Regions from separate parts of the Homo sapiens genome. Here region 2 is linked to region 1. Evidence: chromatin loops called from intact Hi-C (ENCODE). Cell type or tissue: gastrocnemius medialis. All regions are shown on one strand. Links, peaks and the distances in the headings refer to the core of each region. The heading gives the core; the rest is flanking DNA.

Region 1 (2,901 bases), core at 115-2,614:
TTCTGAGGAGCTAAAAAACCTGCCTAAAGCCTCCCGTCCAGGGTACAGGCATACCCGCCACACACTCTGTGTTTGTTTATTGAACAAACTGCCAGGGTTCAGGACATGCCACCCCAAAATATGGCACTTTGGCATTTAAGAAAACAGCAGAAGCAGGAAGGCCTCGCTCACCTTCCCTTTGCCCGAATCCCCTGAAGTAGGGCCATGAGGCCATAAGACCCATCCTTACCTCTGAAGACACAGGGACAGAGAGAAGAATCTGAACAGGCTGGCCGACTCTCCCCGGTTTATTACCCCTTCCCCCTTTAGCCAATCACTTCTCCACGATGCCCACTCTTCATGAAACCAACGCATAAAAATACATGTCCCCATTTCTTTGGGTCTTCATTTCCAAAGGCCCCTGTGTCATGTAAAATTTACATGAAATAAATTTGTGTGCTTTTCTCTTGTTGACCTGTCTTTTGTTATAGGTGTCCTAGCCATGAACCGAGCAATGGGTGGGGAAAGATTTTACTTTTGTACTTTTCCTCCCCTGCAGAATGCTACCGTTTTTGTTGTTGTTGTTGTTGTTTTTGAGAGGGAGTCTCGCTCTGTGGCCCAGACTGGAGTGCAGTGGCACGATCTCGGCTCACTGCAACCTCTGCCTCCCAGGTTCAAGCAACTCTCCTGCCTCAGCCTCCCAAGTAGCTGGGACTGTGGCGCTCTCCATGATGCCCAGTTAATTTTTGTATTTTTAGTAGAGATGAGGTTTCACCATGTTGGCCAGGATGGTCTCGATCTACTGACCTCGTGATCCACCCGCCTCGGCCTCCCAAAGTGCTGGGATTACAGGCGTGAGCCACCGCTCCTGGCCCGGAATGCTACCGTTCTAAGTCCAGAACTTACCTGACAGTCCTCATGGCAACTCCTCAAAAAGGTCCTGTTTATTGTAATCATTTCCATTATACACGTGGGGAAACTGAGGCACACGACAGTTACGCAGCTTGTTCAGCTCACTAGGCATGACGTGACAGGCTGGGATTGGCCCAGGTATCGTGGCTGGAGACCGTCTGCCTTGCGCCCCTCCACGGCCACTCGCCGCGGAGACTCCGCCCCTTGGAAGTGCCCCCTAATTAGGAATATCTCCTCCACTGGACTGCGCGGGCACAGAGCAGGAGATTTGTAGATAGGCCTAACTTGCTGCTGAGTGTCAGGTTGAGGCTGCCCCGCAGTAGATGTCACCCGCCAGCCCCGCTGCAAACCTTTGCTCTGAGAGGGGCGGGCCCGTGCCCTCAAGCGCGGGGCGGTCTCCGCTGTGCAGAGACTGAGGCGGCCCCTGCTGGCGGCGGTCAGTACTGCAGGAGGCGCCGAGGGCCCGGGAGCCCCCAAAGCCGGGAGGGGCGCCCCAGAGGGAGGTGAGCGGCGCCGAGGCTCACTATACCGCAGCTCCCACACACCCGTCTCCCAGGGTGGGTGGTAGCCTCACTGGGACCCCTCTGTTGCAGTCGGCCTCTCTTGCCCAGAGCCCCATCACTACACATGTCTTCACGCAGGTTATCTCTCAAGACTCAACCCGCGCTCCGGGAAGAGCCTGGCACACGAGGAAGCCACTGCTGCCCCGCGCCCACTCCAGCGTGCGGCCCAGCGGGACCGGGAGCCCAGCCCAACCTGGGGCACTGTCAGGCAGCCCGGTCCCTCGTGGGCCCTGCCATTAAGGCCCAGGGACGCCTACCTATGACACTTGCCAGCCCTCATCCGTTCCCCGCCGGGCCAAAATCTCAGAGGGCAGGGGCTGCCCTGCCTAGAAACCAGCCCCAGAACATCAGGGCCGCGGGCGCTGTGGGCGGTCGGCCAGGGCGCGCAGGGGCCAAACAGGGCAGCGTTGGGAGCTTTTGCACAAGGCACCCCTCTGCCAGCCTCATGGCCCAGCCATGCCACCCCCGTGAACCAAGTGTGCTGGCCCACAGCAGCGCTCTGCACAACAGCCCCAGCCTGGAAACAAGCGAATGTCCACTGCTGTCCACCTCACACTCAGCTGGGGGAGCTGAACTGCTCAGATCCCCGGGAATGCAGGGCCCATTCCCCGGAGGCCAAGGCCAGTGTCCCACCCACACCCAGTCCAGGCCTATGCTTCCCCGGGTCTGCCGCCTAAGCAGCCCTGTCCCTGATCTCTGTCTCAGAGGCTGCTCCCGGCCCAGCTTCCCACAACCATCAGCAGGACCTAAACTGCCACATATGCGCGCCATGGAATACTGTGCCAATGACAACAAATTACTGCTACCTGCAACGACGAGGATAAACCTCACAGCCGTGAGGCTGATGTAAGGGAAGACCCAAAGAGCACCGCGTGCTGCCATTCATAGGAAGTTCAGGCAAAACCCATCCGTGGTGTTCGAAGCAGGACAAGGCTGCCTTTGGGAGGTAGTGATCGGCAGGGACACGGGAAGCCTCTGGGGAGCTGGAAACGTCCTGCACCTTGATCGTGGTCACACAGGTGTGTAGATGTACAAAAAAACCCTTCCAATCGGACCCTCAAATCATACATAAATTGCGTCTTCGTGTTATGTTGGCTAAGCCCTTCCAGCCCTAACAATGTCGTTCTGGCGGAGCTGGTGAGTCAGGGAGCATCCACGCCGCCTGGGAAGACCGGCTCTGGAGGCTGGAGGGCTTGACCAGCACTGCCACCCGGTGGCCGGCAGCGGAACTGACCACAGGCCTGGTGCCCTGGAGGGAATGGGCCACAAACGCTCCGCCAGGACTGCACCTGTGTCCTAGGCGCCGCCCTCAGCCACCAAGTCGGCCTGCCTCTCGAGCACCCAACAACTCCAACAAGCCCTCTGGACCAATAGCTGCAGCCCCCACGGGGCCTTGGGGGTGGGAGGGAGGAGAGGGAGGCCAGCCTGTAGCACAGTACCAGCCCAG
Region 2 (2,901 bases), core at 402-2,901, 490 kb before region 1:
AGGGGCTATCCTGCCAGCCCCGCTCCACCTGCCACACATGTGGAGGCTGACCTGAGCCCTCCACCTTTGGCTGTGGCCACCTCAGCCAGCCCCTGGTCTCACCGGGTCCTTTTGCTTTGCTCCAGGTTTGTTACCTTTTACCCAGGGGATGTCATCCTGACTGGGACCCCCCCACCTCCACCCAGGTGTCGGTGTATTCAGGAAACCTCCTGTCTTTCTCAAGGTAGGTTAGTGAAAAGCAAAGAGAGCAAGGGCCCCAAAGGGCTGGCAGGCTTGGCTCAGACTTGAGAAGTACAGGCTTGTGTACGTGTGTCTGACGGAAGGGCTGACACTCTCATGGCCTGCTCTGTTGCAGAAGGGGGATGAAGTCCAGTGTGAGATTGAAGAACTAGGTGTCATCATCAACAAGGTGGTGTGATGGCTCCTGCACAGGCCCTGCACATAGGATGAGGGCATCTGCTCCCACTCAGCCTAGCCCAGGGAAAGGCCCAGTGACAGGTGTGGACAGGTGCCAGCCCTGCAAGCCGCCTCTTCTCGGTAGAAGGGAGAAGGACAGAGCTCTCTTCAATAAATTCGTCGGGTCAAAGCAGCAGCTTGGCTTCTGCTGTTTGTCTTCGTTTGGGCTTTGTTTCATGGGACAAGTTAGGGCATTTTGTGGGACTGGGGAAGAAGAGAGCAAATACACACACATACACCAAAAAGATGCTGCTGGGCTGGGGAAAAGACAACTCGTCTCGTCCCCTTGTTTATCACATCAAAGAAGGGAAAAAGCAAGAGATGGCAAGGGACAATCAAGCCTCAATGATTATATTTATAGAGCAGCTAAGGGTTTGCAGCCTCCTCTCCATCTTCTGGCTCTAGGACACAGCTGTGTTCTGGGGCTGAGAAGTCTCAGCACAGGCTCCTCCTCACAGTTCTAGCTACAAATGAACTGCCGGATGAACTGTTCTAGTTTTTCCTGATTGTCCAGGCTGGCAAAAGTAGGGGACAGGTGGAGCCTGGGGCCTGCAGGGCTCGGCGTCTGCTGCAGAACCTGGGCCATGGAAGATAAGCCGTGAGTGCGCTCACCACAGGGACTGTGTACACATGGCCCAGGGGCCAGGCCTGTCCCCCAGAAACCTGCCTTGAGACCTCTGGCCCCTTAGACCTCAATGTTTGCGTGCAAATGCTGCCGCAAAGCAGTCCCAATACCCCACCTAGAAAGATGAGCCAGTGATTTGGGAGACCAAGAGGCAGGAAACCATCCCACCTTCTCCAACCCATCACCAAATCTGTTGCTGGAAGACACCAAGTAAATCCCAGGGTCTTAATGAGGCACCATCAGGCCAGCCCTGTGGAGTGATGGGGACATAGCTGGGTTTCCCTGAGCTACTCTATTGGGGTGGGAGCAGGGGGACAGAAGATGGTGACAGTGGCTCCTCTCACCCCTAGGTCTCTGAAGGTCCAGACAGCACTGATGGCGAGCTTTGGGTCCGCACACTCTGGAAAGAAGAGAGAAGTGAAGGCTCTAGGTAGGGAGAACAGAGAGCCACTGGGCACAGGCTTCTCTCCTCTTGTTTAAAGAAGCCCAGGGAGGGATAGAGCTCTGACTGGACAGAAGACTGTACTCTGCAGCCTGCCTTCCTAGAGTTGGGTTGTCACTGTCCTGCAGGGGGCAGCAGCCACCAGCAAACACCACTGCCTGCAGGAGCCTGGGCTGACTGGTTGGGACTCACCGAAGATCCCTTCTTCCTGGGCGGTGGCCTGCAGGAACTGGAACAGCTGCTCTGTGTAGCCCAACTCTGCAGAAGAGAGAAGACCTAGACCTGGCACCCAGCACAGACACAGCCTGCCTCGAGGACTGCAAGGGAACAAGGGCCTCACCAGTATCGGGCAGCTGGCCCTGGCGGAGGAAGGCGGCAGCCTGTGCAAAGGCCTTGAGCAGCGGGCTGAGCAGGCGGCAGAGGAAAAGAAAGAAATCTGGGCAGTGTGACTGCTGGCTGAGCTGGAGGGGACAGGCCGGGGTGAGTGCAGCTCCCCACCGCCTCCCTACCACCTCCCTCCAGGGGCAGCTTTTTGAAACACACCCTGAAGTACCGGCCGTCAGCCTCTCCGAAGTCATCACTGTCACTATCAGTAAAGTCCCCACTCGGTTTCCACAGCAGCTTTCTGCTCAATCGCTGTCGCCCTGTGTCACAGGCTGGCCGGGAGCCTGGGGTCTAGGGGCCGTGGAGCCATTGTTCTCTGACAAGCTGGCCAGGGATCAACCCTACACCCCCAGACCAGGTACATGCAGGTGAAACCAGTAAAAGCAGACCTAGAGACCCAAGAGGATGGCCAGAGCCATGCCCCAGCACCTGCTGGGCCAACTTGCAGAGTGAGAGGAAGTGAATTCCCACCCTCAAGGGCAGTAGCCCTGTGGCCAAGAAATGTGGGGAGCAGGAGGTGTGCAGAGAACCTCAGAGGCACACATGTCCAGTGCTATCCAGAGAGACACACAGAACCGGGGCATAGGTGGCTATATCCCAAGGCACAGGGAGCAGAGGTGCGAGCTAGGCTTCCCCGCTGCAAGGCCAGGGGCTGCCCACCCCCACAGCACACACGGGGCAGAGGAGGAGCCTGGGGCAGCTGGCACTCAGGGTGGGAGGCTGGAGGAGGCCAGGCTCCAGGCAAGGATCTTGTCTCCAACTGCCCTGCCTACCTCCTCAGCAACCAGGAGCCCGCATTGGATGAGCCGGTCCAGCACCTCCTGACAGTAGCAGTAGGAAGACTGGCAGGGCTGGGAGAAAAAGGCACCCATGTGGCCTCAGGAGAGCCAGGCACATGGGCAGGGGCCTAGCCAAAGACCGGGCAAGGCCACACCTACTACCCAGGAGGTTTCAGAGGTAGAGCATGGGCAGGGATGGGCCATTCCTACCACCA

What was found. A loop is a pair of places that touch in the nucleus more often than their neighbours do. Peaks named below come from ENCODE experiments on the same cell type or tissue, not always from the same donor. Only the 100,000 strongest peaks of a DNase experiment are listed, where the experiment ranks them.
Region 2: a loop joins it to region 1, with 8 times the contacts of the local background. A loop is called at or near these places in 4 of 110 quality-filtered maps.

What each region holds. Positions count from the first base shown.
Region 1 is chr2:96,506,909-96,509,809 of GRCh38, forward strand. It overlaps a transcript of NEURL3 not described here. Among named protein-coding and RNA genes, the nearest start is that of NEURL3, 3.0 kb to the left of the region's middle. RefSeq lists a silencer at 1,208-1,547. In gastrocnemius medialis, for the core only: a CTCF peak has its summit at 1,323 (motif pointing left); no DNase peak of the experiment used is centred there; H3K4me3 peaks cover 637 bases.
Region 2 is chr2:96,021,243-96,024,143 of GRCh38, forward strand. It overlaps GPAT2 (glycerol-3-phosphate acyltransferase 2, mitochondrial), which reads right to left. Exons shown (of 22, transcript NM_001321527.2): 17 at 2,681-2,758; 18 at 2,067-2,198; 19 at 1,864-1,984; 20 at 1,716-1,781; 21 at 1,426-1,481; 22 at 704-1,033. The coding sequence ends at 917. It also overlaps the pseudogene FAHD2CP. Among named protein-coding and RNA genes, the nearest start is that of GPAT2, 12 kb to the right of the region's middle. In gastrocnemius medialis, for the core only: a CTCF peak has its summit at 1,653 (motif pointing right); a DNase peak (open chromatin) is centred at 1,689.